Linked DNA regions of Homo sapiens: regions 1, 2, 3, 4 and 6 are each linked to region 5. Evidence: chromatin contacts called from ENCODE Hi-C or POLR2A ChIA-PET data. All regions are on one chromosome and are shown on one strand. Each heading gives the region's core, a stretch centred on a gene start or an enhancer-like site at or near the end of the contact. The rest is flanking DNA. Distances are from core to core; before and after follow the strand shown. Region 1 holds the start of AEBP2 (AE binding protein 2). Region 2 holds the start of PRH1-TAS2R14 (PRH1-TAS2R14 readthrough). Region 3 holds the start of GABARAPL1 (GABA type A receptor associated protein like 1). Region 4 holds the start of YBX3 (Y-box binding protein 3). Region 5 holds the start of H4C16 (H4 histone 16). Region 6 overlaps ETV6 (ETS variant transcription factor 6).

The links. Hi-C counts contacts between places; a loop is a spot of excess contacts on that map. ChIA-PET counts read pairs that join two places held with the same protein, here RNA polymerase II (POLR2A). Pooled maps may share reads with other maps.
Region 1: a loop to region 5 is called in a map of naive thymus-derived CD4-positive, alpha-beta T cell, with 19 times the contacts of the local background. The contact joins the promoter of AEBP2 here to the promoter of H4C16 in region 5. A Hi-C loop is called at or near these places in 2 of 168 maps with a recorded cell type or tissue (both naive thymus-derived CD4-positive, alpha-beta T cell), 1 of 37 single-sample maps with no recorded cell type and 10 of 50 pooled maps.
Region 2: a loop to region 5 is called in a map of CD8-positive, alpha-beta T cell, with 24 times the contacts of the local background. The contact joins the promoter of PRH1-TAS2R14 here to the promoter of H4C16 in region 5. A Hi-C loop is called at or near these places in 1 of 168 maps with a recorded cell type or tissue (CD8-positive, alpha-beta T cell) and 10 of 50 pooled maps. POLR2A ChIA-PET finds 5 or more read pairs at or near these places in 2 of 52 experiments (CD4-positive, alpha-beta T cell and activated naive CD4-positive, alpha-beta T cell).
Region 3: a map of ascending aorta shows a loop between it and region 5 (6-fold over the local background). The contact joins the promoter of GABARAPL1 here to the promoter of H4C16 in region 5. A Hi-C loop is called at or near these places in 2 of 168 maps with a recorded cell type or tissue (ascending aorta and naive thymus-derived CD4-positive, alpha-beta T cell) and 17 of 50 pooled maps.
Region 4: a map of sigmoid colon shows a loop between it and region 5 (12-fold over the local background). The contact joins the promoter of YBX3 here to the promoter of H4C16 in region 5. A Hi-C loop is called at or near these places in 1 of 168 maps with a recorded cell type or tissue (sigmoid colon), 1 of 37 single-sample maps with no recorded cell type and 9 of 50 pooled maps.
Region 6: a map with no recorded cell type shows a loop between it and region 5 (7-fold over the local background). The contact joins the enhancer-like site here to the promoter of H4C16 in region 5. A Hi-C loop is called at or near these places in 1 of 37 single-sample maps with no recorded cell type and 2 of 50 pooled maps. POLR2A ChIA-PET finds 5 or more read pairs at or near these places in 1 of 52 experiments (activated B cell).

Annotation. Positions count from the first base shown.
Region 1 is chr12:19,438,127-19,442,899 of GRCh38, forward strand. It overlaps AEBP2 (AE binding protein 2), which reads left to right and starts at 1,366. Exons shown (of 8, transcript NM_153207.5): 1 at 1,366-2,244. The coding sequence starts at 1,574. RefSeq lists silencers at 1,234-1,483, 1,544-1,693, 1,704-1,803 and enhancers at 2,454-2,503, 2,534-2,623.
Region 2 is chr12:11,170,225-11,174,875 of GRCh38, forward strand. It overlaps PRH1-TAS2R14 (PRH1-TAS2R14 readthrough), which reads right to left and starts at 1,387. Exons shown (of 5, transcript NM_001316893.2): 1 at 1,198-1,387. It overlaps SMIM10L1 (small integral membrane protein 10 like 1), which reads left to right and starts at 970. Exons shown (of 1, transcript NM_001271592.2): 1 at 970-4,651. The coding sequence starts at 1,133. The coding sequence ends at 1,339. It overlaps PRH1-PRR4 (PRH1-PRR4 readthrough), which reads right to left and starts at 1,401. Exons shown (of 10, transcript NR_037918.2): 1 at 1,198-1,401. It also overlaps a transcript of PRH1 not described here.
Region 3 is chr12:10,209,665-10,214,731 of GRCh38, forward strand. GABARAPL1 (GABA type A receptor associated protein like 1) reads left to right here and starts at 3,213. Exons shown (of 4, transcript NM_031412.4): 1 at 3,213-3,555. The coding sequence starts at 3,466. It overlaps GABARAPL1-AS1 (GABARAPL1 antisense RNA 1), which reads right to left. Exons shown (of 3, transcript NR_170310.1): 1 at 4,978-5,067; 2 at 4,390-4,705; 3 at 3,985-4,298. RefSeq lists an enhancer at 2,450-2,992 and a silencer at 3,086-3,345.
Region 4 is chr12:10,720,763-10,725,781 of GRCh38, forward strand. It overlaps YBX3 (Y-box binding protein 3), which reads right to left and starts at 2,561. Exons shown (of 10, transcript NM_003651.5): 1 at 2,088-2,561. The coding sequence starts at 2,349. It overlaps LOC124902876, which reads left to right and starts at 2,290. Exons shown (of 2, transcript XM_047429946.1): 1 at 2,290-2,898; 2 at 4,275-4,556. The coding sequence starts at 2,348. The coding sequence ends at 4,344. RefSeq lists silencers at 1,807-2,206, 2,337-2,436, 2,457-2,676.
Region 5 is chr12:14,769,433-14,773,894 of GRCh38, forward strand. H4C16 (H4 histone 16) reads right to left here and starts at 1,699. Exons shown (of 1, transcript NM_175054.2): 1 at 1,288-1,699. The coding sequence starts at 1,652. The coding sequence ends at 1,341. It overlaps LOC105369669, which reads right to left and starts at 1,225. Exons shown (of 3, transcript XM_047429947.1): 1 at 468-1,225. The coding sequence starts at 721. RefSeq lists enhancers at 325-920, 921-1,517, 1,182-1,511, 4,393-4,462.
Region 6 is chr12:11,756,521-11,761,539 of GRCh38, forward strand. All of the region lies in intron 2 of ETV6 (ETS variant transcription factor 6), which reads left to right. Among named protein-coding and RNA genes, the nearest start is that of ETV6, 110 kb to the left of the region's middle. RefSeq lists an enhancer at 2,106-2,155. Within about 2 kb of position 2,756, at least 15 of the 41 ENCODE cell types and tissues checked have a DNase peak (open chromatin) inside an H3K27ac peak, as active enhancers do.

The sequences.
Region 1 (4,773 bases), core at 116-2,615, 4.7 Mb after region 5:
ACCTCCAGGACACCAAAGAAAGGCACAATTGACTGGTGAATAAGAATGGGGTAACACATCCTTTCACAAGTCAGGTGGTTTTCAGTTGCTTGCTTTCAACAAGTTGAAAGAGAACCTAATCAGAGTTGTCAGCTGACAGATCATTAAAAGTATTTTTTCTTTGTTAGATCTTTATGCGATTTTTGGGCATATAATGCGAAAGGCATTCAAAGAATTGTGTGGCATTACTATAACAAAACTCCATTCATTCTCATCTGCTTTTTTTATGCGAACAAGTTTTCTCAACACTTATATCCATGGAATTGAAAACTTGGAATAGAACTGATGCTGAACTATTTCTCAAAAAAATCCATCCACTGAAGGTCATAATGTATATTAGAAAAAAGTCCACCCAAGTTCATTTCTGCAAGATGCATTGCCAATAAAATTTTGCTTTTGTGTTTAGTACTTACAAACATTTGAAATAGATTTGTTTTGATCGGTTGAAATAAGAGCTTTATGATCACAGAAAATATAAAAAACAACCCAGATACTTCAATTTATGTTCACATTTTTATTACAAGTAAGACGATCAAAATAGTTCAAATATAAAATATATTACTAGGATAAAATTCTAGAGGAGATATGCAACGTCAATATGAGTTCCAGAAAACAATATTTGGAAATTGTATTTTCCAAACTGTATTTTAAAAAAATGGATATTAGTGGGTGTTAAATCCCTATGGTATTTAGAATCCATTGGCTATACAGTATTTAAACAATGCGACAGATGAAATATTTATAAGCCGGAAAAATGTAGCTGTCATTCTAAACTGTATAAGAACATACACAGCTTTACGAAATTGTTTTAGAAGGCTCATGAAGTAAAAAGTTTGAGGACCCTGAACCAAGATGTTTGCTCTGGGTTCAGGATGTCAACATCTCCAGGGGTATTCAAACATAGGGTGTATTAAAACCTGTCGCCCTGTGTTGCGCATAAAAATTTAGTACCTTACACCGTAGTGTTTTAATTTTTGCCCATTTTAAACCGCTCTCTTCGTAGACTGTAGGCTCGTTCTATTCCTGGCTCAGCTCCTGTACAGAGGGGACACTCCTCAAACACCCCCGGAATGAATGAGTTTATCGTGAGAACTCGGAAGGCTGCTAAAATCCCCGGCCAGCGTTGGAGTTTTCAGTCCGCGTGTCCCTGGGCTTCGAAGCCCGGCAGGGCGTGGGAAGGCCCCGAGGAAACGCTGAGCACTTGCAGGCGCCGGGGCGGGGGCGGGGGCGGGCACTGGGCAGCGGGGCGGGCGCCGGGCGGGGGCGGGGGCGCAGAACCCGCAGCCGGGGGAGGTGCTGCCTCGTGCCGCCGCGCAGGCGCGCAGCAGTCTCCGTGTGAGTGCGCGTAGTCGCGCGCCTGTCCCCGCGCGGGCTCCGTAGCGCGTGTGCAGGCTGACGCAGCTCGCGGGCCCTCCTCCTGCTCTGCAGCGGCGTCGGCGGAGTTTTGGGCGTTTGGGAGGGGGGCGAGGGAGAGAGAGTCGAGAGAGGGAGGCGGCGGTGGGGAGGAGGAGGAGGAGGAGGAGCAGGCGCCGCCATGGCCGCCGCTATCACCGACATGGCCGACCTGGAGGAGCTCTCCCGCCTGAGCCCTCTGCCCCCCGGCAGCCCGGGTTCGGCGGCGCGGGGCCGGGCTGAGCCCCCCGAGGAGGAGGAGGAAGAGGAGGAGGAGGAAGAGGAGGCGGAGGCCGAGGCGGTGGCGGCGCTGCTGCTGAACGGCGGCAGCGGTGGGGGCGGCGGAGGCGGCGGCGGAGGAGTGGGGGGCGGCGAGGCAGAGACGATGTCGGAGCCGAGCCCCGAGAGCGCCAGCCAGGCCGGGGAGGACGAAGACGAGGAGGAGGACGACGAGGAGGAGGAAGATGAGAGCAGCAGCAGCGGCGGGGGTGAGGAGGAGAGTAGCGCCGAGAGCCTGGTGGGCAGCAGCGGCGGGAGCAGCAGCGACGAGACCCGCTCGTTGAGCCCCGGCGCCGCCAGCAGCAGCAGCGGGGATGGGGACGGCAAGGAGGGCCTGGAGGAGCCCAAGGGACCGCGGGGCAGCCAGGGCGGCGGCGGGGGCGGCAGCAGTAGCAGCAGCGTAGTCTCCAGCGGCGGCGACGAGGGCTACGGGACTGGGGGAGGCGGAAGCAGCGCGACCTCCGGGGGCCGGCGGGGCAGCTTGGAGATGTCGTCGGATGGGGAACCCCTGAGCCGCATGGACTCGGAGGACAGGTCAGTGCTCTGAAGCGTTTCCCCTTCCCTTCCTCCTCTTGAACTCCCGGGCCCCTCAGAGGGGGACCAAGGCGACGTTTTGCCGCGATCCCCCTGCTCCCCGAATCCTCGGCCCCTCCCCCAGACTCTCAACTCGGAAATCTCTCGCCGTCGCCGCCGCGCCCCTCTCGCAGCGCATCGCGGCTTCCAACTCTCAAACCGTTCCCCCCCAACTCTCCTTTCCCCGCCCTCTTTCCCCTCGGCGCTTCGCTCCTCACGGACCTCAGGACGGCTCTAACTCGGAAACAGTCCCCAAACGGGCCCAGATCCTCTGGCGGAGCAGAAGAGGGCCTTGATGTACACACGTCGGTACTCAAGGTTAGCTTCTTCCAACCGTGTTCGGGAACACTTGTCAGAACTACAATTGACAAGTGTTTCCAATATGGCTGGTCTCGCCTGGATTTAACAGAACTTCCTTGTCCATGGGAGAGACCCCAGCTATCACTTTTCTCTACTTAAACAAAAAAAGGACTGTTCTTTTATATTAAATCATTGCCTCCCAAATCCCTCATTTGTAGTCAGTCATGTGGTCTCCAACGTGATTTTAACAATCTTTTCTATTTGTTTTGGGAGCATATCTGGGAAAAAGTTTTAAACACGTATAAATGGTTGTGGAAAAGAATAGTGAATTGATGGCCTTTTAAGATAACTTTGCGGAATCAGAGAGTTGGAATCGTAACAAAATACAGTCTTGAAGGTACAACGTAGTTTGCGGCTTTATAGTAATGTTTCAACATGAGAGTCATGATTTTAAATGATAATATTTAAAGTCATGCATTGGAGAGGTCTCGGAAGGAATGAGTATTATTTTTCTTACTAAAGCTTGTTAGAAGTAACTGGAGAGTGACAAAAATGCGCATTTTTTCAGAACATTTAAAAAGTGTGATAGTGTATGTTTCAATTGTCTTATCATTACTTTTGATCTGTTTGGGTTAGTTGGTTTTTAATGTACTTTTAAAAAAACGAGAATCACATGCATATTATGCCACTTCTAAAGTGTATTAGCGTTTATTTTGACCATCTATGTTTTGACAATCACATTTTTTTTAAACATGCTCTCCAGAAAAGTATAGCAATGGAAATTTTAGTGGTCGATAGTGATTTTCATTTAAGAGTTTAATATTCTAAAGTTCTAGGAATTCTGATTAATTGATTAAAAACGAACACCTTAGTATTTAATGCTACAAGTAATACAGAGTCCTGGATATTTTGAAAATCTGGCATTAGATTCTGTTTGACATTAACGTCTAGTTAAGAAAATATCTTCGGGTAAAGTAGACTGTATAAACCTTAGAAAAATTGTGTTGAACTGTGTAGGCATGGGTAGGAAGGAGAATGTCTTCAAGAAAATTAAAAATTGATGTAAACTGCACAATGAAGCATGTGCTATTTTTACCATTTTATGCTCCTCTGATACCATTACATATCTGAAAGTTGACATTAGTTTATAAAATCAGCGTTTTTCATTTACTCAGTATACACGTATTATGCTTGCCTACCACTGTACAAATTAGATGTCTTCCATTTCATTCCCACAACTATGGTGCAAGATAGGTATTATTTTGACTTCTGTTTAACAGATGAAGAAGCAAGTTGAGTATCTTACTCAGGACAGTAAATACAGCATGGAAATGGTGGGCTGGATATGAGCAAAGGTTCTCAAGTCCCCTATTATTTCCACTGAAGAGTTAAAATAATTCGCCTTAAATAAGTTGAGGCCGGGCGCGGTGGCTCAGGCCTGTTAACCCCAGGACTTTGGGAGGCCGAGGTGGGCGGATCACCTGAGTTGGGAGTTTGAGATCAGCCTGGCCAACATAGTGAAACCTTATCTACATTAAAAATACAAAAATTACCCGAGAGTGGTGGCGCGCGCCTGTGTTCCCAGCTACTCGGGAGGCTGAGGCAGGAGAATCGCTTGAACCCGGGAGGCAGAGGTTGCAGTGAGCTGAGATGGTGCCACTGCACTCCAGCCTGGGCGACAGAGCGAGACTCCGTCTCAAAAAAAAACCAAGTGATATGTGTCAGAGTTTTGTTTTTAGTTAGTGTCCATTTACTACATCACTTCAGGAGACGAATTATTGGTTAAGTACATTTAGGAAGTGGAGTTGTGGCTTTTATTTGACATTAATGAGATATTTACTTGAGTATATAATTTTTACATCTTATTTCAGAATAAGAAGTAAAATACGGGTGTCACAAATCCAACTACAGTTAAAACTTGATAACCAAGCAAACTTGGTTTTCTTAATGCTTAATTTTAGAGACTACAGAATACTGTTTTTAATGTCACCATTTCAGGGTAATAGATTTGTCACTTGTATGAAGAAGGCTTACTAGTGAAACTGGCTTGGGGTCTTAATAATCTTAATTCTGAAACATCTTCTTGTTGCCTTTGAGATTTTTCTCCCAGTTATTTTGAGTTTGGAAAGGATCCCTAATTCTTATAAATTACTGTAGATTACATCAATCTGTGGATTTTATAGGTTGATT
Region 2 (4,651 bases), core at 137-2,636, 3.6 Mb before region 5:
TGTGCTGTTACTCTAATGGTATTAAGAGTTTGGAAGTACAGGCCGGGCGCTGTGGCTCACGCCTGTAATCCCAGCACTTTGGGAGGCTGAGGCGGGCAGATCACGAGGTCAGGAGATCGAGACCATCCTGGCTAACACGGTGAAACCCCATCTCTACCAAAAAATACAAAAAATTAGCCGGGCATGGTGGCGGGCGCCTGTAGTCCCAGCTACTCAGGAGGCTGAGGCAGGAGAATGGCGTGAACCCGGGAGGCGGAGCTTGCAGTGAGCCGAGATCGCGCCACTGCACTCCAGCCTGGGCGACAGAGCGAGACTCCCGTCTCAAAAACAACAACAAAAAAAGAGTTTGGAAGTACAGAGTAGTATTCCAGCTCTTGGAGCCTAGCCACAGGTTTCACAGATGCATCTCCATGCAGAAATGGCTGAAGCTTCCACAGCTAATCTGAACTTTTTAAGGGTTTACATGGCTGGGAATATAATTTTGTATGTATGTCCTTATGTATATACGCGTGTGTGTCCACTAGTTTTTTGCTTGAATGTTTATCATTCCTGTCACTTGCAATTTAAATATTCCTAATAAATAGAAAAATCCAAAGACTAAGATTGTGATCCTTTTTATGTCTATGGTATATTATGAATACAGAGACCTTGTGCTTTTATTGGCGTAGGAATCATCTTGCCCTAATATTAATATTATGAAATCAAAAGGGTAAGATTCCTAACATCCCACATAACACAGCAGACAAACTAAAGTTTTAATCTAGCTTTGGCCCTTACAAATTTTGTGCCCTACGGCAAGTTACATCTCGCTTAGATTTTTTCATTTTAAAGTGGAACTATCTGCATGGATGTTCGTACATGCTATATAACACATCCTATTCCAGAGCCACCTACCATCAGTTGAGCTCTAAATGGTAAATGCCACAGTGAGAAGCAGACAGGAAGGGGCGGAGCGCCAGCGGCGCCCGGGGCTACGCGCCGCACTGCACCGAGCGGCGGCAGCGGCAAGCTTGGGTGTGAGCCCGGGAGCCGCTTTGCTTACCGTCCTGCCGGTCCCAGCCGTCGCTAGGAGGTCCGCGGGCCCTGCGGCAACCCTCGCTACAGACGCTGGGCGGGCGGCGACACCTGGCTCATGGCCCCCGCGGCGGCTCCGTCCTCCTTGGCCGTCAGGGCCTCAAGCCCCGCCGCGACACCCACCTCGTACGGCGTCTTCTGCAAGGGGCTCTCCCGCACCCTGCTCGCCTTCTTCGAGCTGGCCTGGCAGCTGCGCATGAACTTCCCGTACTTCTACGTCGCGGGCTCGGTGATCCTCAACATCCGATTGCAGGTACATATTTAGAGCCATGACTAAGCTAACGGCCTCCGGGGCCAGCATGATGGCCGACTCCCAGGGTCCGTTGCGGCGCGGCGGAGCAGCCAATGGCGAGCCCCACAGTCTCGCGAGAGTGCTCAGGCGCTCTTCGTGGCTGCCCTCTTAGCTGCTAGCGGAGCTCCTCAGGGGGCGGCCGGGAGCCTACAATCCCTAGAAAGAGAATACGCTGTTCCGGAAACAGAACTGCAGTTAAGACCCTCGAAAACATCTAAGAAAGTGTGCATCCTAAAACACCTGACGAATTTCAGAATGTGACAAAGCGCAGAGGATGCATTATTTCAAAACAAAACAGAAGGCTAAAATTTGCAGGAAAAAGAAAATCAGTAAACCGGGAATCCTCGGACTGGATTGTAAGCAAGATTTCAATGAATAAGAAGCTGAAGGTATTAAGGCTGTGATATAGAAGGTACATATTTCATCCCACAAGAGAAAACAATAATAATCAGAAATTTTCGGTGAAAAAAACGCAAAACTGTACAGGAAAATCATCCTCCAAGTACCAGACATAAAATGCTGCAAGCTTTTGAACTAATGGCGAGAGTGTAAGAAAATGGGCTCTACTTCAGTGATCCTGTGGCAGGACGTGGATCAAGACTTGGAACCGCAGAAAACGAAATCCCATAGTAGCACAAAGCTTGGCTGTTCAGTGAATAACATTTAAATAATCGTAAAATACAAATGTTGTTTATGGTTTTTATTGTTTAAGGGCATACTTAATTATGGTTACAAAGTGGAGTGCAAATGTTATTTACCATGTTTTAAAAATACAGCCGGAAAATACAAGTGGGAATGTTGAAGGAGGGCGGGGGAAGTAAATGGAATGGGGGTTATGTCCTTATAAAGTGGAAACTTGAAAGGTACTGTCTGTTGTTGAGTGGGGAAAGACATTTTTATTACTTACAGGGTAGCCATAAAGTTTCTAAAACGGTAATATATTAAAGAGGGAGAGTGGTAGGGGAGAACAGTATGAAGTCAACAGGAAATGGCTAAAGATGGAGAGCTCAGGTAGAATAGTTTAAAAAATGAAAATTGATAGAGTACCTGGTGTATTTGAATACAGCCTAGAGAGCTTTCATTTTCCAAAGAGTGTGGGGATAAATTAGTGAATGCATATTTTTCAAAATTAAGAAAACAGAACATATAATTTTGAACGCTGAGAAAAATAAAAATTTAAAAACTACACTGTATACACGGTATACCTCAACTGTGAATAATAGTAGTCATGTAAAGTCAGTCATAATTATGTAAATACTGAATACTGATTTTACAACAAATGATTCTATAACGCTGGGAGGATGGGAGAAAAGAGATGTGTGTGTGTGTAATGGTGGTGAGCCAATCAAGATCTGATATAGAAAAATGCAGAAAAAGGAGTATACACATGTTTTCTTCGGATTAAAAAAACTAATAATAAATCACCAAGAGTGGTAAAGTTTTAAATCAAGATCTGATATAGAAAAGTGCAGAAAAAGTAGTATACGCATTTTTTTTTTCAGGAAAAAATTAACTAATAAACCACTAAGAGGGGTAAAGTGTTAAAATAGTTGCATTGTTCTATATTCCACTCATTGTGTCCAGCAAACAGTGTTCTATGGCTTTAAGTAGTAAGCATCTTGCCCCGTCCAACACCATGTCTGGCCTAGGGTAATTGTTCTTTCTAGTCTTTATTCTTTGTCTCCAGCCAAACTCCATTTGGGCACATTCTCCTATAGCCTTTTCTACCTGAAGATACTCTGTGTTTTAAAGCTAAGCTTAGGTGGCGCTTTTTCCATTAAATTTTTCCTGGATTCCACTGACCATATAGGAGCTCACTTCTTTTAATCCATAAGGCCATTTTCATAGGTTGCCTTATTTTTCCCTAATCGTGCATCAACTGTCTGTTTTATATACCCAAGACAGGTTTCCTAGACTGCGATAAGCCAAAACATTTTAGTCTAAAATATCAGAAGTGTAGTTTAATCAATGAAATAGTAATACCAAGGGATTTAGAATCGTGGACATCACTGTTTCCCAGAGCACTGATGTCCCAATTTGTAACACAAAAGACTGTCTAGTCTTAATCCTGAAATGGTGACAGAGTAGGATGCTCCATTTGGGTGACTATGTGAACATATTCCTATAACTTTTTTCCTCACATCAGTCATTTGTTAAACCGAAGATGAAGAAACAGACTTTGTATTTATTACATCCTCCAACATAATTGGCAGCTCTGTGAGGGAAGACACTATATCCTATTCAATTTTACACCCGGTAGTAACAGTATGTGTGTGTACTGTATATATACATATATATATACATACACATATATAAATTTAAGTAGTAACTATATATGTATATATGTATAGTTACTACTTACTATATATGTATACAGTATATAAGTATATATGTATAGTTACTACTTACAATATATGCATAAAGTTACAGCTTACATTTACCTCGTAATATATGTATATATATATATTAGGAGTTAAATGTATTAGGAGGTAAATGTAAACTCTGTGGTTTATCATTTATTCACAATTGCTCTTAATTCTTGGGGTATAGTTTGCCTCCTACATGATGCAATTCAGTGAAATTCCCAGGAGACAAAACAAGATTTTGACCTGAATAAACCACTTATTGTTGTAATTCACAAGTGAGTTTATTCTTCCTGGCACACTTCCAGGTAATATCCATTAGGCTAAGGATTTTGTTTGTTCACTGTTCTATCCCCAAGCCTAGAGCACTGCCCAGTGCGGAATAGCTAATAAATATTGTTGAATGGATAGATGAATGGCAATTTTGTTGGTATGCTCTACATAGTCAGCAGTCAATAAAGGAAACATATATTCGTTCCTGATAATAAGATGATTCACTTTATTGCCCATAAATTGGGCTTTTTCAGGCCATCATGCACGTTGATTGATCCAGAGATCCCTCAAGCATGAAAAAGCAGAGACATAGGTGGTATAGTTATTATCAATAGAGATAAGAAATGTAGCTGGCAAAAAAAAAAATGGGAAACGATGCGTTACAGCTTATTTTAACTATAAAAGGAAAACAGTGAACATAGCAACATATGTAACCTAAGGGATAGGGGAAAAGTTGTTTTTTTTTTTTTAATTCTGGGTAAAAATACATGTGATTACTTGACAAATAGCATATCATTACCATCAGCATCATTTTTAAAATATATTGAGTTTTTAATACCAGGAACTATGAAAAACTATTTATATACATGAGCTCCGTAATTCTCACATATACCCTGTGAGGAAAACATTTTTATCATTTTTCAGAGAA
Region 3 (5,067 bases), core at 1,963-4,462, 4.6 Mb before region 5:
ACTATTTGTCAAAATTCTCTACATGTTTGAAAATATTCATAAAAGATTGAAAAAACTTCTAACCCTTGAAATCATTTTAAAAAGTACAAGAAACATCAAAAATGTATTTGAGAAAATGTGAGCTTTTTAATGTAGTATTTTGATTTTGGTTAAATAAGACATTTTGAAATGTTTTACTCGATTGTGTTAATTTAAAATTTACTTTCATAGGCCGGATTACATCTGTAATCCCAGCACTTTGGGAGGCCGAGGAAGGTGGATCACTTGAGGTCAGGAGTTCGAGACCATCCTGGCCAACATGGTGAAACCCCGTCTCTACTAAAAATACAAAAATTAGCCGGGAGCGGTGGCAGGCGCCCATAGTCCCAGCTATTCGGGAGGCTGAGGCAGGAGAATCCCTTGAATCCGGGAGGAGGAGGTTTTAGTCAGCCGAGATTGCGCCCCTACACTCCAGCCTGGCGAAAGAGTGAGATTCTGTCTCAAAAATAAATAAATAAATAAAAATAAATACAAAACTCACCCACAAAATTAAAGAAACTAAGTTTCATTACTGGCACCAGAAAACGAATCACATAGTCCCACTTCTTCATGTATTTTTCTTCATGGCATCTTTCAATCTTTATGTATAAAAATTCATGAGGGCAGGGCGCGGTGGCTAGTACCTGTAACCCTAGCACTTTGGGAGGCCGAGACGGGCGAATCACCTGAGGTCAGGAGTTCGAGACCAGCCTGGCAGCATGGCAAAACCTCGTCTCTACTAAAAATACAAAAAAATTAGCTGGGCGCGGTGGCGGGCGCCTTGTAATCCCAGCTACTCAGGAGGACGAGGCCGGAGAAAATTGCTTGAATCCAGGAGGCAGAGGTTGCAGAGAGCCTAGATGGAGCCATTGCACTCCAGCCTGGGCGACAAGAGAGAAACTCCATATCAAATAAATAAATAAAATAAATAAAATCCATGAGTTATTTTATCACATTATATGTTTATAATTTTAAGTCTTACTTTCAAATTGAAAACAGTTTAATTTTCAGTCGCTCATGTTAGGTTTTTTTTTTTTTTTTTAGACAGAGTCTAGCTCTGTCGCCCAGGCTGGAATGCAGTGACACGATCTTGGCTCACTGCAAGCTCCCGCTACCACGCCCGGCTAATTTTTTTGTATTTTTAGTAGAGGCGGGGTTTCACGTGCTAGCCAGGATGGTCTCGATCTCCTGACCTCGTGATCCACCCACCTCCGCCTCCCAAAGTGCTGGGATTACAGTCGTGAGCCACTGCGCCCGGCCTCATTTTAGTTTTGATGCAAATATAGTTAAACCCTCCCGGGTTCTCCCTTCCGGGTTCAAGTGATTCTCCTGCCTCAGGCTCTCGAGTAGCTGGGGACTACAGGCGAGCGCCACCAGGCTCAGCTAATTTTTTCTGTATTATTAGTAGAGACGGGGTTTCACTCGTCTCATGTTGGCCAGGATGGTCTCTATCTCTTGACCTCGTGATCCACCCACCTTGGCCTCCCAAAGTGCTGGGATTACAAGCATGAGCCAACGCGCCCGGCCTATTTTTATTTATTTATTCTTTTTGAGACAGAGTCTTGCTCTCTCTCCCAGGCTGGAGTACAGTGGGCGATCTCAGCTCACTGCAGCCACTGCCTCCCGGATTCAAGCGATTCTCCTGCCTTAGCCTCCACAGTAGCTGAGACTGTAGGAGCGCGCCACCATGCCTTGTTAATTTTTGTTTTTTCTGTAGAGACAGGGTTTTGCCATGTTACCCAGGCTGGTCTTGAACTCCTGAGCTCAAGCGATCCTCGGCCTGGGCCTCCCAAAGTGCTGGGAGAACAGACGTGAGCCACCGCGCCTGGCCCCCTGTGGGTGTTTTTAAAATTAGAGACACTGAGACCCCGACTGAAGAAGATAGGCCACGGGGCTGCTGTTATCTAATATTTATCAGAACTCACCCGACTTGTATGGGCAACGCAGCCCCTTTTCACTGTTCTTTTTCTTTGCAAACTCCACAGTCCTCCCTGTCGCTGCCCTACAGTACTGGTTGGAAGGTCTTTCTTCTTTGACTCTAGGTGGGGAAATCCAGAACGAGGCTTCGCCTCACCTGCCCTAATGCCCAATCTTCTACTAGCATTCCAGGCAGCGCTTTCTAGTCACGTGAGGGATACCTAACCACTGGAACTAAATAAGATGTGGGGGAACAACTGAGGTCATCACCTAAATTGCTTGATACTCTCTTTTCCAGAAGACGAGCCCCCTTTCTGAGTTTATGGCAGAAAGTGAATCCCTCCCTCCCTCCCTTCCTTTCTTTTTCTGTAAGACGGTGTTTCGCTCTTGTTGCCCAGGCTGGAGTGCGACGCCGTGATCTCCGCTCGCCGCAACCTCCGCCTCCCGGGTTAGAGCGGTTCTCCTGCCTCAGCCTCCAGAGTAGCTGGGATTACAGCCATGCGCCACCACGCCCAGCTAATTTTGTATTTTTAGTAGAGACAGGGTTTCTCCATGTTGGTCAGGCTGGTCTCGAACTCCTGACCTCAGGTGATCCGCCCGCCTCGGCCTCCTGGGATTACAGGCGTGAGCCACCGCGCCCGGCTAGAAAGTGAATCATTTCTATATTTGATTGTACGTGAAGCCCTCGGTAGTCCTTACTGACATCATGTCTCCTTTAGACTTTGATTACACTCCGTGTCCTTCATCTGACTCCTCTCTTCAGATTCCTGAGTCACGCTCTGTTTATGTTGCTGTTCAGGAGCGAACTGCGGCACCGCCCAAACACTGTGACGCCAGCGCGGGAGGAGGGCCGCGGGAGGGGCAGCGGAACGCGCAGAGGGCACGGTGCAAGCACGGGACAGCTCTGCATTGGCCAAAGGGATCCCAGGAGGCCTGGCCCTCTTTTCTCCTGAGGCTGGATCCCAACCAGCAGGAAAAGGCTGGATTTTCGCCTTTTGTATTTGTTTTGGGGCCCAACCAAGAAAAACAGTGGAGGGGGAATAAAACATGTTTAAATCTTTTTTTTGTCTTAAAACCATCTTTAATTTCACAGTCACAAAATAAAACATAACTCGAATGTTTTGATGTTTGCAGTGACATCGATTGTGAAAAAGGTTAGCCAGAAAGGAAACGCAGTGAGACAGAGCGCTCGGCCACCCCCTGCCCTGGGCGCCTGGCGCATGGGGGGCGGGGCGGGGCTCGCGGGGTGACGTCACAGCCCGACGCGCCACCCAGCTGTTTTTGTGCTCCCAGCTCTAGCGAAAAGCCGCCGGTATTTCTCCATCTGGCTCTCCTCTACCTCCAGGCAGGCTCACCCGAGATCCCCGCCCCGAACCCCCCCTGCACACTCGGCCCAGCGCTGTTGCCCCCGGAGCGGACGTTTCTGCAGCTATTCTGAGCACACCTTGACGTCGGCTGAGGGAGCGGGACAGGGTCAGCGGCGAAGGAGGCAGGCCCCGCGCGGGGATCTCGGAAGCCCTGCGGTGCATCATGAAGTTCCAGTACAAGGAGGACCATCCCTTTGAGTATCGGAAAAAGGAAGGAGAAAAGATCCGGAAGAAATATCCGGACAGGGTCCCCGTGAGTGTAGAGGAGCGGAGGGGATGGGAGGGGAAGGGCCCGCGGGGGCGGGGGCGGGTAGTCGAGATGGCTTCCCTGGGGCGCCCAGGCGGCTCTGGAGAAGGGAGGTTCCGAGAATTACTTAATCCTGAACGCCCTTCAGTGCCAGAGCCAATGGACGTCCAGACTGTAGAGCTTTTAAAACCCCGTATGCCTGGGCCCCGAACCCCACTTCAGGGCTGACGGCGTTTTGGGGGCCGAGCCGCCGTCTTCAGTGACTCAGCAACCCACACACGGTCTCAGCAGCTGAGACCGTGTGTGGGTTGCGGTGCACAAAATAGGGCCCCTGTGGGCGAGACTGGTTAGATCGGGGCCATGGATTGGCTGCCTTTAAGAACGCAGGGACATTGTGCTGTGCGGTGAGGTTTGCGCAAACCCAGTCGATTTCTGCCTTGGCTGGTTCTCCTTTAATGAAGTTGACTTTGGCTCTCATATCATTGGTCTTGGGACGAAAAGGTTCAGAAGCTATTCAGTAATTTTCTTGCATTACAGGGGGTTAGGGGAGCACAAGACAGTCCTGGCCTGGAAAACAAGGTCACGTTCTCTGCCCAACAGCCCTCTTGCCTCATCGTTCTAGGCTCCGGGGCTTGTGTGGGGACAGCCAGCCTCCTCGTGTTGATTTCTGATCACCTGGTACCTGGTCGCGATAAGGCAGGACTGAGACGTTTTTTCTCCGTTTTGGACACCGGCTTAAGTAGTTAAAACTACCGCAGGCAGTGAGTAGGAACAGAAAAGTATTAGGTATCTTTCAGCATCCGGGCGTTTTCCCCATTACCCCCTCCCCCGCCCACTTGCCTGGTGTTTCTCTAATGCAGGCTGCGCAGCCGAATTGGAGGGCAGAATATGGCTTAAGTGGTAGGGGGACCAGCAGCTGTTGGATTTTGGAAATGGAGGAGCGGAGATTTTAAAATTGTGCTCTTTATCTTCAGGTAGGAACATTAGTATTACGTGTCACATAATGGTAAAATAATTGCTGTTATCTGATGTCTTTTCTTGACTCACAGCCACTCTGGGTTTCTTCTCTAATCCTTACCTAACGTTCGTGGTTTTATAGCTACCAGAAGCCACCAGGGCCTTAGCCCAGCAGTAGAAACCTCTTGTAACCCTTTTCCTTTAAAAAGAAAAAAAAGTCATTAGGGCTCTTCATTCCCCAGGAATTACAAAAAGGTTTTCAGCTTATAGAGGGGTGAGCTAATCCCTTACTCGGGAAAGGATCCTTTACAAATTACTTTCCTGGTTTCTGGACCTTGGATACCTGAAAATTTTGCCCAGTTCTGGTGATACCAATCTTTTGAGCAATGATATTTAAAAAATACAATCAAGTTTTATTGATAGTTTACCCTAGCGGTATTATAAGTACTCAGTCTGTAATCATTGACTTACTTCCTTACACGATTACCCGTTCTACAGATGGAGTATTCAAAGCACAAAGAAATGCAGTAACTTCCTAAAGGTTTCACATTGCTGATCTGT
Region 4 (5,019 bases), core at 1,311-3,810, 4.0 Mb before region 5:
AAGATGATAAATAATTCTCAGGTCTAACCTCAATCCAAGCTGAAGGTTATTTTTACTCTCCAATGTAGTTTAAAAAAGTTTCGTAATTCCGCAAATACTTCTCCAAGGACTTCTTATGATCAAATTCATTCCCACGTCTTGCTTTAAACCATAAACCCACTTCATATACACTAAGGGGAAGGGTTGGGGAGGAAGACCATAGATTTCCATAACATTTATCAGAAGGAAAATTTTTTTGCACTCATGAAAACTATTTTTCCTGGCCTATGTGCTTATAAACTCAAGTGAAGGCCCATTTGCAAATACTAGAACATATCCATTTTAGTCAGCATTGTGCCTAGTACATCTTAGGCATCTATGTGTTTGCTTGGCAAAGGAAAGGGGATGGCAGGACACACTAGACAGAGACAAACAGTGTTGAGGTGTCACGTAGAAAGGGCTGTCCTTCATTTTTAGAGAGACGCAGTAAGAGTGGAAAGATAAAAGGCATCAGACTCATCACCAGGGATCTGCAGAGGCAGTTGCTTGAGGAAATTAACCTTCATTTATCTGTTTCCTTCATCTTTAAAGATAGTATCTGCTTTCCCAATCTCAGAACAGTACAGGATTAAGTGAAAAACCGCAAAAGCTTTCTACAAAATAAGGTATCATTAACAATGTTATCCTAACACTGCTTTGGAGAACACAAGGTTTTCTCTCTCAGACATCTGGCAGAAAGTGTTCCAAGAAATATTTGCTAGAAACAACATCACAATGTACTACTGACTAGATTTAAGCAACTTTTAGTCCAGCAAAATCAGGCCTATTTTGTTTCTTAACCTACACAGGTTACAATTAGCATGTTGTTTGGTAGGGACTTAGTAAAAGCCCTAGAAAAAAAAAACAAGAAAATAGTCCTCTCAAGGTGGGGAATATTGAATACACTTCTCTCACATTGCTCCCTCAACTTTCTTCCCAAAGGGGAAGTAGGGCTCAGAGAGATGAGACAAACATGCCCCACCCCAAATAGTGAAGAGGTCTCCGAAGCATCCTACACCATCTGTTAACGTTCCTGTTTATAAGAGCGAACGATATGGACACACACCCTTTAGGGAGGTTATTCACCACCCACCTGCTTTGCAAGCGTTTAAGAACTCACACAGGGGCGTTACTTACGAAAAGAACGCTTGTTATGTGACTAAACCAACAACCATCACAGAAACCCTTTCCATCCACTGCCCCCCCAAATCTCAACATTTCATCTTCCTGTTTCCCTTCCTACGTTACAAGTGCCAAGGTAACAATGTTTTGAACTAACGTCATACCCCCACTTCCGACAAAGTTTTTTCAGCTGCTACACCACGTGCGTTCCCACAGTCCGGGAAGAGGGAAGCGTGTAGCCATTGGTGGACACTGAATGGCTGTTTGCAGCCGTGGGCACAGAGAGGGGGAGGAAGACGTGGGACTAAGACCCAAGTTTCCCGGAGACGATTGCAACATCTCTTTGCTGGCATGTGGCCAACAGGAGCATGGCGTCTTTCCCATGCCCATGTGGGAAGGGCGTCAGGGACAGACACCTGACCCTTCCTGGCAAGAAGCTTTTCTATCTTTCCCTCCCCGTCTCCTTCTAGCGCCCTCCTCTTCCCCAAAGGAAATGCTCTCCTTTCCCAGATCCCAAGCAAGGACCCCAAAGCGCCAGGCCCACGTGTCGGTCCTTCCCCTACATCCATCCCTACCCAAGGTCCCCTCTCCCAGACTGCCTCTCCTTTCTTCTCCAAACGCAGGCATTTTCCACCACGCGAATCCGCAACAGTGCCCGTCTGGGAGACAGAAGTTAAGACCTAAACTTTCTGGCCCGGAACCAGAAGGGAGATGCACACGGCCGCCAGGAGCGCAGGGCGCAGCGCGCTCACCTGGGAGCGCCGGCAAGGGAGGCGGCCAGCGCTGGGGACCCGGAGACCCCTGGGGACCCGGAGATCCCTGGGGACCCTGTGCTGTCAGCGTCTCCAGCCCGGGTGGGAGATGTAGCGCGAGCTGCCCACACGTGCTCCGCGGCCGGCTGGGCCCGCCCCACTACGGCAGCCCCTGCCCTCCCTGGCCTGACTCACCGAGAACTTTTTTCTCCGCGTCTTCGCTGCCGGCGGCGGTGGCTAAAGAGGCGGCGGCCGCGGTGCCCGTGGCTGCGGGGGCCGCGTCCCCACCGGGGTTTCCTGCGACGTGGGCGGCGGGCGCCGGGGCCGCGGCCTGGGGCGCACCGCTGCCCACCGGGCTCTTGGGCGCGGGGTCCTGGGGAGCCGCGGCGGCCGCCTCCGTCGGAGCCTGCGGGAGGGTGGTGGTGGTGGTGGTGGTGGCCTCGCCCGCCTCACTCATGCCTCCTCCTCCTCTGCTCTCGCTCAGGCGCCTCGGTGGCGGTTGGTCGGCGGTTAGCGCGGCTGGTGGTCGCGGCGGCCGGGGCTCGCTCTCGGGGAGGCCGGGGCGGATCTCGCGGCGCAGGCGGCGGCGGCCGAGGTGGGGTCGCGCGGCGGAGGCGGCTCGAGCTTCGTGCTGCGCGCTCTCTCTTGGGCTCCTCGCTCGATCTTACTGCCCCAAAAATGGCCCCGCACAAGTTTTTCTAGGCGGCGCACCGGCCCGGGAGGGAAGGGCGGGCGAGGGGAGAGGGTGGGGAAACTTGGCTCGGGAGTCGGGCCCTGGACTCTCATTAGCATTTAAAGGCGCCCGGTGCGCTTTCTATGGCTCCAATCCGCCGGGACGCGAGCGCGCGGGTCGCGTTGCAGAACCAAGGAAAGCCAGGGTGAACGGGGCGCCCGGGTTGTCTTCTGGAGCGTTCCGAGGAGCCCGCGCTGCTGACCCTTTGTTGGAGCGGGGTGCATTGGCTCTCCTCCCTCAACCCGTCTTGACACCCGCAGCTGACAAGGAGAGGTAAAATAGGGCACCCAAACTACTCTGCGCTTTACCCTCTCAAACACTTGTTTTTAAATCCTTTGCATCTAGTCAGTCATTCAACATGTATCAAGCACCAGCAGCTATTCGTAGCACAGCTGTTAAGACCTGGAATAATAAAACCTTAAGACTATTTGGCAACTTACTCCTGAAAGGTAATATACGGATAATTTCATCTGTAACACGCAGATGAGGAAATTGACCTCACAGATTTAATGTAAATTCAGAGTTTACACCAATTTAACCGCAACAAATAAGGAGCTGTCAATATATATTTAATAAGGAACACACACAAAAAAAGCTGAATAAATCCACTTCCTACCTTCTGCTCCAGTTGCCTCTGCCAGCTGGTGAAAGCTTAAGGAACTGAGCCCTCTTAGCCTCGAGGATGAGAGGTATAGAGAAACAGATCACCCAATAAACATTATTCCCAAGTTGAAGAGCCCACATGCCCTTTGAGAATGGGCTGGATGGTAGTAAACACAGGGCCAGAGGGTCTGGGATCTGTACCCAAAGACTGTCTGGAATACAGGACTATTTGGCCCCTAGGGTTCAGACAGACTAGGTATAAATTCTGGCTTTGTTTTTTATTAACCAGGTTAACTTGGGACAGAGATTCAATGTCCCAGAGTCGGTTTCCTGCTTTATGAGAGGTTCTCAAAGGTGACATGAAAAGTAGATGAGATTATCATGTGTCACTCCAGTGTCCGGTCCACCTAAAGCTCCTTTGTTTTGTTTGTTTTTTAAGTTATTGCCTGTTCCCTCAAACAATTTACCAAATTTTTTTCCAGGAATATGTCTGTAATGTCGATGTCTACCTTAACATCAGTAGGGTAACTATCAAGTGTAATTCATCTTTGTATCTCCACTGGTTAGTACAGTACGTAGCACAGAGTTTGGACATAGTGAATGTTTACAAAATGAAAACAGACCAAATTCTTCCAAACTCAATTACTTATCTGCACATTTGCTATCAATTATTATGAAACTTTCCTGAATTCTTACTTTCTTATTTCATCCACAAAAAACACAAAGAAAATAAGTTATTTGAAAAAATAGCAAATTATGTAATTTTGAGCTTTTCTATGTAATTCATCAATATTTAAAAAATTACAAACTCTTAAATGTTAGATTCATATTTTAGTTTGACTTCAGTATGGAGCATACAGTGATGTTATATAAATGTAGATGCTTTTAAAATGCTGGTCTAATTCTAAGAATGATTAAATTATTTCTTCATGTGAAAGATTATGGTCTTAATTACAATTAAATTATAAACATGATTTATTCTGGTGAGGACTGACCATTGACTTTCTTATTCAGCAAAATGATTATCATTGCTATTTACCTTTCAGAATTACATTACAAGAAAAAAAAGTAAGGAGATTGAACTCTTCAAACCGATCCAACAGTAAAGCCTTTTAAAAAAATTCATCCTTGGAAGTAATTCATAACTAACAGGTGTGATCTCCAACCTCTGGAAGACCCTAAAATAATTACAGATGCACCCTGGGATTTCCTAGAATTTGTGCTGGACTGGCTTCCAAAACTACTCATCATTGTCATCCAAACAAAGCAGTGAGCAGCTGGAAGTTGTTGGTATTGTACTAAATAAATCTAAAGAAAATTAGAACAAATATGATCTATGTTTTAATAATCATAAGTAGGAAGCAACTTGGATACAGATACACATAAATTTATCCATTCCTTCATTCACTAATTCATACACTCATATTTGCTAAGCAAATGCTATGTCCCGGACAAAGTACACCATTGTGAGTATCCAATGTTGACCAAAATGGAGCCGGTTGTAAGGTCTTTTGATATGATGTTAAAATTATTTTTCACTATCAACATTTCTATTGTAAGACAATATCATCATTTACTAAGTTTAAGAGTAAGTCAACAAAGAATTATAATCTAATTGCTGACAGCAGTCATTTTTAAGCAATTATTGGTTTGATCATAAAAACAAATGCCACTCTGTTCCTAGTATGGAGGAAGTTAAAGCTCTCACAACTGTTGGAAGGGCTGAAGGAGGGAAACTCAGAGAAGCTCCACTGAAGATCTCAGCCTCCAGTCCCCAAGACAGTGGTTCTC
Region 5 (4,462 bases), core at 449-2,948:
CTCCAGCCTCGGTGGCAGAGCTAGACTTGGTCTCGAAAAGAAAGGAAAAAAGAAAAGGTAGAGAAGGGGCAGATTAGTTAACGCGGCATGGATCACACCGCATCCTGGGGTGCCAAGCCTAATGAGAAGTTAGGAAGGACAGAGCCAGGAGTAGAGCGAGGCTGTTATACGGAGCTTTACCGGAGGCCGGGGCGACCCCTACGGCCTGGACGCAGGCTGATCACCAGGTCTTCCGCCCCCTACCCTCGCCTACTGGAAAGTGCGCTTAACTGGTAGCACCAGCCCCACCTTTCTCCAAGACCCTCACTACACCCCGGGAGTACCGGGTAGGACCACGCGCTTGGTAATCCCACAGCTGTCTCTCTTACATTCTCACTGAACTTATTAGAACCTAACCCGCCACCCGTTTCCCTTCTAGACCCCCAGGCTGCTCTGAACAGGGCCTTTACTCGGAAGCCAGGGCTTACCTCCCGGCTGCGATAGGGTTATTTGTGATGGGCATGACACTGCTCGGAGCGGGGGATTCCCGGCAACTTGGCGACCTGCAGGTGATCTGGCCTTTCATGCCGGCGTGACCCCCACTGCCTGCCTGCCAACTCCACGCCCGCCGCCAGGTGGCCGAGCAGGACGCTACCCGCTTGGCGTAGGCAACTTTACGCAGCTGGCTAAGAGGGAATCGCAGGGTGTCGCGAGTTTCGCCCGGCCGCCTTAATCTCAGCATCTGAGCTTGGTCACCTCTCACTCAACGTCAGCGATTAAGTAAAATAGTACCCAGTAAGACTACGCGCCACACTAGAGCTGCATTCAGCTTTCGGGCTTGCAGGTAGCGGCGTGCTGCGACCTCCCATTTCCTGCGACTTAGCAAGCCCTGCACACGCACGAACCGCCCTTGACGCGTGACGCTCACCCCTGAAGGCCAGCAGGAAGTCACCTAAGCCCTGATTTACATGGAAGCCATCCGATACGTGCTTATGGGCCAACGACTCGGCCGCTTAGAAGACCATGACCAGTTCTAACACTAGGGCTTTGTACAAGCACTCTTCTAAACAAAATCCGGTGTCTGGATTTTGGGAGGTCACTACTGCGTTGCGCGGCACCTCCAGGGTCGTACCTAAGCACAGGCGGAACCCCCTCCTTGAGGTCTAGTTCTCCCCGTGCCCGCCAAGTCTAATCCCGAGCAGATGCTCGGGCCGCGAATATCCCATTTCCGGTATCCGGAAGGCGACATCAAAGGGTTGATATTTACCCGTTATCTAGGAAGTGTTAACAGCTCTTTCTGTGACAGTTTGGGGGCCCTGAAAAGGGCCTTTTGGAGTCTGTAGAGAAGCTGTGGGGACAGCTCAACCGCCGAAACCATAAAGGGTGCGACCCTGGCGTTTCAGCGCGTACACCACATCCATGGCCGTGACGGTCTTGCGCTTGGCGTGCTCCGTGTAAGTCACCGCGTCACGGATCACGTTCTCCAGGAAGACTTTGAGGACTCCCCGGGTCTCCTCGTAGATGAGACCAGAAATGCGCTTGACGCCCCCACGTCGGGCGAGACGGCGAATCGCCGGCTTTGTAATGCCTTGGATATTGTCCCGCAGCACCTTCCGGTGGCGCTTGGCGCCTCCCTTACCCAGCCCCTTGCCACCTTTACCTCGCCCAGACATTCTGAAATCACAGCGCCTACTCAGCAGAAAATCGGGCTGCCCACTGTGATTGCCAGTCGCAGACCAGGGCTTATAGTCTCTCGATGCGGACCTGTTTGAAAACATCAAAAAAGTGGGCGGAGCTCTAGGCCCCACCTCTGGAGACATGCTATAGTTGTTAAGTCCAGGAAGCAGTCAGCGAAACCAGCCTGATTTTTTTGTTGTTTGCTCTTTTGGGAAAATTTTTTCTGATGTTTGGAGAAAGGTTCATGGTGATACGTTTTAAAGTTAAAACAGTATGAGCTAAAAGAATTTATATTGCCTTTTCTCAGCGCTTAAATAAAAGTAGGCCAGATCCTATGCACGTTCCTTGTTCTGTCCCTCCCTCCTTCTGTTTTTTCAAACGGAATTCCTGACTTACTATGAAACTCTATAAAAACCTGAAAAGCTTTACATCCGAGATTTCAAAGCAATTACTTAAAATTTAAAATTTTTCACACGTGGGTCTTCTGAAGACATAGTAGGGGGAGAGGACTTTTTTCTCTTTTACGGCCCTGCAGATAATTAAAATTCTTTCAATTGAAAAAAGAAAGTGCAGCTTCCCGTCCCCCACCTACACTCCACCCCCACCTCCCCCCGACCCCCGCCATTCCCCTTTCAGCTGCTTCTGCGCAATTTGCAGGTTTTCCTGCCCTGCAAGAGCCTGTGTGCTTTTCAACCAAGTAACTTCCTGTGGTTATTTAGTTGAAATATTGTCAATGTCTTATGTCATTCAAATCTCAGGTTCTCATCTCACATTTTCCACTTAAAAATTCAAAGTTCTTGTAAAACAATGGATGCCACAATCATGACTTGGAATAATGATTTCTACTGCAAATCCCCTCAGGAGGTTCTGAATCCCTTCCTTTCTCAAGAGAATCCCTGAACAAAAACGAAAGTTTCTGTAAGGTGTCACCGCTCTTCAAAGGTGTCAGGACCCTGTCTTCTCTAAAGGTTTTACTGTGTTAAAAAGCAGCTGTTATTTAGAGGATGAGTCATAAGTCTTTCCCAGGTAGTTAATTAGGATTCTGAGCAATGAATTTTAGTAAGTGGGGCTTCTTTGTCCCTGGTCTTGAAGATAAGCCTTTACAGCAGGAAGACTTTATGGTAAAATTTTGTTATATTTATAAATGCCTATAGTTTACATTTGTTTCAATCCATGCCCATCTTCATAACCCAAAAGGTATTTATTTTTCTTTTACTTTTTGTTAAAGATAAAAGAGTTGGAACACTGTCTTGAATGGCTGGAAAAAGTCCTGAATGGTCGAACTTCACTCATGATTTTAATATTTGACTCAGAGGGAAGAGGAAAAGTCTATCAGATCTTGAAGAGATAAGAATTATTGTAATGGGGCCGGGCGCGGTGGCTCACGCCTGTAATCCCAGCGCTCTGGGAGGCCGAGGAGGGCGGATTACGAGGTCAGGAGATCGAGACCATCCTGACTAACATGGTGAAACCCCATCTCTACTAAAAATACATAAAAATTAGCCGGGCGTGGTGGCGGGCGCCTGTAGTCCCAGCTACTCGGGAGGCTGAGGCAGGAGAATGGCGTGAACCCGGGAGACGGAGCTTGCAGTGAGCCGAGATCGCGCCACTGCACTCCAGCCTGGGCGACAGAGCGAGACTCCGTCTCAAAAAAAAAAAAAAAAAATTATTGTAATGGTAAAATCGGTTGACTTACTTATAGTTAAGCTTTCTAAGAAATCAAGACTAGAACATTTTCAAATTAGAAATCTCTTGCTTATTGGAATAAAAGAAAAAAAATCGTGTCTAAAATAGTAATACTTTTAAAAACTCTTGAAAATTCCCCAAGATACAGGCAAAAATTTAAGCTAGTTTACAGAACTCATTCCAGGAACATCTCGTTAAAAACTGCATCAGAGATTTGTATGCCCATTTATTTGGTATATCTAAGAGTTATTGGATGCTTACTAACGTATTTAATTTTCAAAACACTTTGATACAGGTAGAGGAGTCAAATAACTTATCAAAGGTCACTGCTCAGTGGTAAAGCCAGGATTTAGGCTGAGGCAGACTGGCTCCGGAAAGACCGCCTAAACCATGACAATAGCTCTGAAGACATTTATTGAGTCCCCAGTATGGGTTCATCATTGTTCTAGGCAGTAATGACATATACATAAATATTTGAAAATGTTATTTCAATGAAGTCAAATCTTTATTCGGATAGTGAGAAGGTAAATTTGCTTTACTTTAAATGTAAATGAATCCACATAAAATGTTTATTTTAAAAAGCAAGCGTTCAACATTACATCACGTATCGGTGTTAACTGTGTTACTGAAAATGTTCAGGTAAAAATGAAATGACCTCGATGAATTAGGAGAAAGTAATTTTTAATTAAAACAAAACACTTGAAACACTCTTTTTGTTTCAAAAAGCATGGGTCCACAATTCAGGTATATAAGAATAAGCTGCCATTCTGACTTTAGTCTCTGGACTCATTTACAAAGAGACCCGGGGGACCTCCACGTCTTCGCAGAGGACCCGATCCGCTGATCTGTGGCGCCCTGGCTTGCGGGGAGCAAGCCAAGGCCAAGACTTTGGCCTCTCCAATAAAACCTAGTGGCTCTTTGCAGGCCCATAGCCTCAAAGACAAAAGATATTTTGGCTAGGCGAGCTTGTTCCTCCCGTCAGCACAGGAAGCATTCACGTCTGGTCATCACTCTAGCTTCAGACTCAAAAGTGAACGATTGGCTGGCTGTGAGCCGCAGGACCCTGCGGGGAGACCAGGGTGGTCTCTACACTGTTGGGTAGCTAGCTGGAGGCAAGGCG
Region 6 (5,019 bases), core at 1,506-4,005, 3.0 Mb before region 5:
TGTAGCTTGAAAACACTTGAAAGACCAAGGACCCCCAAGGGTGCCCAGGCAAGGTCACTCTTGACTCTACGCAGAGAAGGGCTGTTGCTGGGAGCAAAGGATACCTTTGCCCAGTTCTCACCAGGGGACTTGTAGTCTCGCAAGGGAGGGATGTTTTCTGATTTGTCTACCCAAAGGCCGCCCTTTTTCTAAACTCATGGGGGAGTGGCTGCTGAAGGGGGCAGTTACAGCACCTCACGAGGTGCTGCCAGCCTGCTCATTGGCAGAGGCTTACCTTATGAAACACTGGGCCTCAGACAGTGATGCTCAGGCCCCGCCTTAGGATAACAATATAAGTATAGTTCAGATTGATGGGGCAGAATTTAAATAATTAAATGTCGTTATTTTAAATTTCTTTTAAACATGATCATTTCACATTTAGTTGACATTGCGCCATTTGCCCGCAGACTGTGCATTTTGCAGTGTCCATTTGGCCTTCTAAAATCCCTGTGAATTATATTTAAAAATCGGAACGTAGGACTCATTCATCATATTTAATAGGGTTAGGGTTTATGATGTTGCAGGTTAATAAATAGCCATAATAGCCGCTCGGCGTTTTCTGGAGTCAGAACACCAGAAATAGTCCCTTGGCTCTCTTTCCTTTCCTTGTGAATCTTTCAAAATTCTTACATTACTACTCCTGCTTGTGTGTGTTTAATAATTTAATTTAATGCCTTCCTTTGGAAACATTACCTCGCTGCTCACCCACTCGGCTGTTTTGCCTTCTCAGCAGAGTAACTGAGTTTAAGACAGCCACGTGACAGGCACAGCTATATTAGAACCAGCATAGTGAGAAGGGATGCAGTGCCTCTCTTTTCTAATTGGGTAGAGCAACAATTTTATATGCTTTCACATTATGTTTGTTCCCAAAAAAAAAGAGGCAAAATTGGGAGCTGAACGTGATCATCATTATTATTTTATATTTTTATACATAACAAGATGCGCTCATACTTATTGTCTCACTTAATTGTACAGCAGTCCTTGAAGCAGGTGCTATTGATTCTGTTTGATGAGCTGACCGTGTCTCCGATAGGTCAACTGGATTGTCCAGGTTCACACAGCATGTGAAAGGCCGAATGTGATTTCTACTTCTTGAAACCACCTTTCAGCTTTTTTAGGAGAAAACATAATGACATAAAGAGTTTCATGGACTTGAAAGTAGAGGCACTGCTGACCGCTGAAGTCTGGGCAGCCACAGGTGCAGGGACTGGGACCGGTGTGGTTCTAGTGATGCCACCTGATCATGAAGTTGTGCTGAATCCTCAGCAGACTGGCTTCTCCCTCGTAGTAGGATGAGGGAGAGGAATCAGGATAACAGCCTGTCCCTGTGGATGGTTTATTCTGGTTTTGTTCACCAGTCCTGCTGCCTCCCCGTTTGTTCTCTTGCGAGCTCAGGTTAGAGTTGAATTTCTCCCTACAACCAGAATGCCAGGGCTGGTCCTGTAGGCCCTGATGGGCCAGCTCTGAGAGTGGGCTCAATCCAGTACCCAATTCCCCAGCATTTTGCTAGGGGTGCCCTTCTAGGAGCAGGGTCTCACTGCTTTTGGAAGTCTCCAAATAAAAAACCATGGTAATAGAAAGGGCTTGGGTCTGGATAGACGTGAATGGACTTGAATTTCAGGGTTGGCTCTATTAGAGAGATGATTTAACCTCTCTAAGACTCAAGTTTCTAACGACACCTACTAATGAGGGCTTCTTAGAAGTATCAGAGCTCATTTATGTATAGCACCTGGCATAGTGCCTGGCCTGCAGTGGCCAGGTAGCTCACCAAAGCTCCATTTCTGTTTCCGGTTATGGTGAATAGCCTGTTGAGGAGGTGGCTTCCCCATGCAGGAGCCAAGGGAAGCAGACATGTCGTTGTCTGTGTGTTTCATTAAAGAAAGGACCTAGGGTTCTGTCTGTGTATTATTGAGACTAATCTTCCTAAGTCACAATGGAAATAAGCTTTGCTTTCAAACGATCCCCTGTGATTTCCAGGGGCTCAGTTTTGCTCTAGGGCACTCCATCCCAGGACCTTTTCCTACCCACATGTCTCTCCCTCAGTCTGGAACTTTCTTCCCGTTCTCGCCTGAATCTGTGAATCTCCTTCAGCCTTCCCCACTCTTCTAATACCTATCAAGTCCTCCCCTGTCCTTTGCTATCACATCAGTGTTCCAAAAATGGCCTCTCCTCACAGCTGCCTGTGACGTGCAGTGATATCACCAGCAGAGTTGAGACAAGGACAAGGAGAAGAGATTTAATTCTCTGTCAGTGTCTTACAAAGCAGTAATGACTTCTAACAAAGCCGACCAGCCACTAGCATTTTCTACTTTGTTCCCCCTTAAGCCTTCTTTTGGGTGCCTTCACTTTTTACATCCAAATGCTTGAAGCTTTCTACTTTCCCCGCGGCACATGTGGCTGTACGAGGGCCCTGGTTAGCTGCTTCAAACAGCTTGAAGAGCAAAAACAGCCCACAGCAGAACAGCCAGGATGCTTTGGAAGGGAAATTTCCTTTTTGGGTTTGCTGTCTGAAAGAATTTCCGATGCAGGCAGACGTTAATTCCTAGCTCCATGCTTCCTGATAAGGAAGCAGCTTCAATAAATGCAGCTATTTATAGATGTCTTTTTTTTTTTAAGAAAAAAAATATATAACCAGAGGTTTACTGACCTTTTCTTTCACTTCACATTTCATGCAGTGAGCTCTGTGTACATTTAAGGCAGTTCCTCCAGCGTCAGCTCTGACAAAGTGGCCCTGGTTTCGCTGTGGGGGATGGGGAGGGGAGGATGAAGATGGCACGGCCCCTCATTAGTGTCACGGGCTCTCCCTTTCCTCAGAGTTCTGAAGTAGACATTTGGAAACTGTTGACAATGGGTTGTCCCTACCTGGTGCTCTGTGTTATTTATGTGAGCCCAGAGGTGCCCAGCTTTATTCTAGACTCAACACTGAAAGGTTATAGCAGACTAAGAGAACCCTTTAAAAAATAAAAGACGATGAGAACCAGTCCATTTTATGAAACTTGAACAGCAACAGGAAATCAGAAACTTTATTTCCATTTCTTCTTTTCTTCTGTCCGTTGCTTCCTCTTGGATTTTCCCAACCCTCAATACGTCTGTGGTCTTTCTCTCGTCTTGATGGGTTTCCGCAGATTGAGGAGTTCCTGTCCATGAGCTCCACAGTCACCCTTACATGTATCTACCTAATGCTTTCTGGCAGGTGTGATAAAGGTTCAGTGTGTTGGCTTGAATGTGCTTCTCTAAGTTACTTCTCACCTCCTCTGATTATCAGAAAGCATTGGTTGAGCTGAGTATATACAAATACAGCAGTTTCCATGCTCAAATAACTGATATTTTCTCCCATTTTGCTTCATGTGTGAGTTACACCACATTAGTAATTCAAACTTTTGGGGTTTCTGGCAGGATGACCTTGACAACTTCATCAGAGGTAAACGTTAGCAGCGACGTTTAGATGTTGCTGCTTTTGCTGTTGCCATGGGTGGATTCTGATTCTCAGTTGCCTGTACCATGTGTGAGTGTTTTGTGGTTCATTTTTCTGATCTCTTCTGAAGGAGGGGTAGAGCAGGACTTGAGAGATTTAAACTGGCCCTGGCTCTGGCCACATGCTGACTGTAAATTCCCAAGTATAATTAGTCACACTGCCCCAATATTTACTGCCTCCATCTTGGGTGTGTGGACAAAACCCCATTCTTTCAACATTGGTCTCCATTTCTGCTTCCAGCAGATCATGGATACCAGTAGCTCTCAAATGGGGCTGTAAGATTCCAGTAATAGAAATGCAGATGATGGGTACGGATAATGGATAAAGAACTGTAGATGTGGGGTGGATGACGATTGGATACCTAGAAGGGAAAGTTGACTGCACAGGGCTACGCAGTGAATACCCTATTTTACCAGGTCAGCTGAGGCTAAATTCTCTACTTCTGGGGTGGGGGTACTAACTGAAATGGTTCACTGAGGAGGGTGAAGGTTTGTAAGGGAAGATGTAACAATACTTTTTTAAAAGCACCTAGGACAAGTTTTAGGGTGTTGAATAGCACCATTTAAAAATTATAGGGGTATCCAGCAATTTATGGAGCTCTGATTGAGAAGTATCATTGTTAGGATTTTATTACCCATTTGTTTTCCAGAAGTAGCTCATCTTTGCAAATGAGCTTTAGTTTTTTGGTCATTGTACCCTACCTGCCAGCTCACAGGAGCCTGTGTTTCTCCTTAGGAGCCACTCTGAGGTCAACCGTGTTTAAGATCATAAAGCCACTCTAGAGAATCTCTGTGGCATTGTTGTGTGGAAGAAGAAATAATGATCACTACTATTATTATATATATGTGTGTGTGTGTGTGTGTGTGTGTGTGTGTATATAAAAGTATATGTGTGTGTGTGTATATATGTATATATGTGTGTATATGTATATGCTTCATATATATTATCCTGAATAATAACAAACTCTGCACAGTAGATATTATACCTGAGGCTCAGGTAAACCACTTGCCCGAGGTCACCCAGAGAAAGTGGAGGAGCCCCAATTTGAATCCGTATCTAATTCCAAAACCCAGACTTTTATTTTCCACTTCACCCTATTACTCTTTAAAAGTCTGAGGAGCAAATGAAAGTTGTTTCATTCTATCTATTGGTTAGAAGGAGAATATCCAAGCTAACAGGCTGATTTTTTTTTCCAATTTTTAAGCATAATATAAATTACTGACAAGAGGGCCCAGATGGATAAAATCAGAGCTATAAACCAAATTATCTTTTGAACTTGAAGGAAGATAAATTTCCATATCCAATCCTGTATGCACACTGTTATCTGCCAGATAGTCTCAGGTATGTGTGTAAATTCTGGAGTGTTAGAAACAAAACTAAATGAAGTAAAAAGAGGTTCCTTGTCTATTATTTTCCATCTTTTTTAAAGAGATGATCTACCTCACAGATGGTTATTAAACAGTAAGAAAGATGCTGTGATTGAATGAAGATTGTGTTACTGAGTT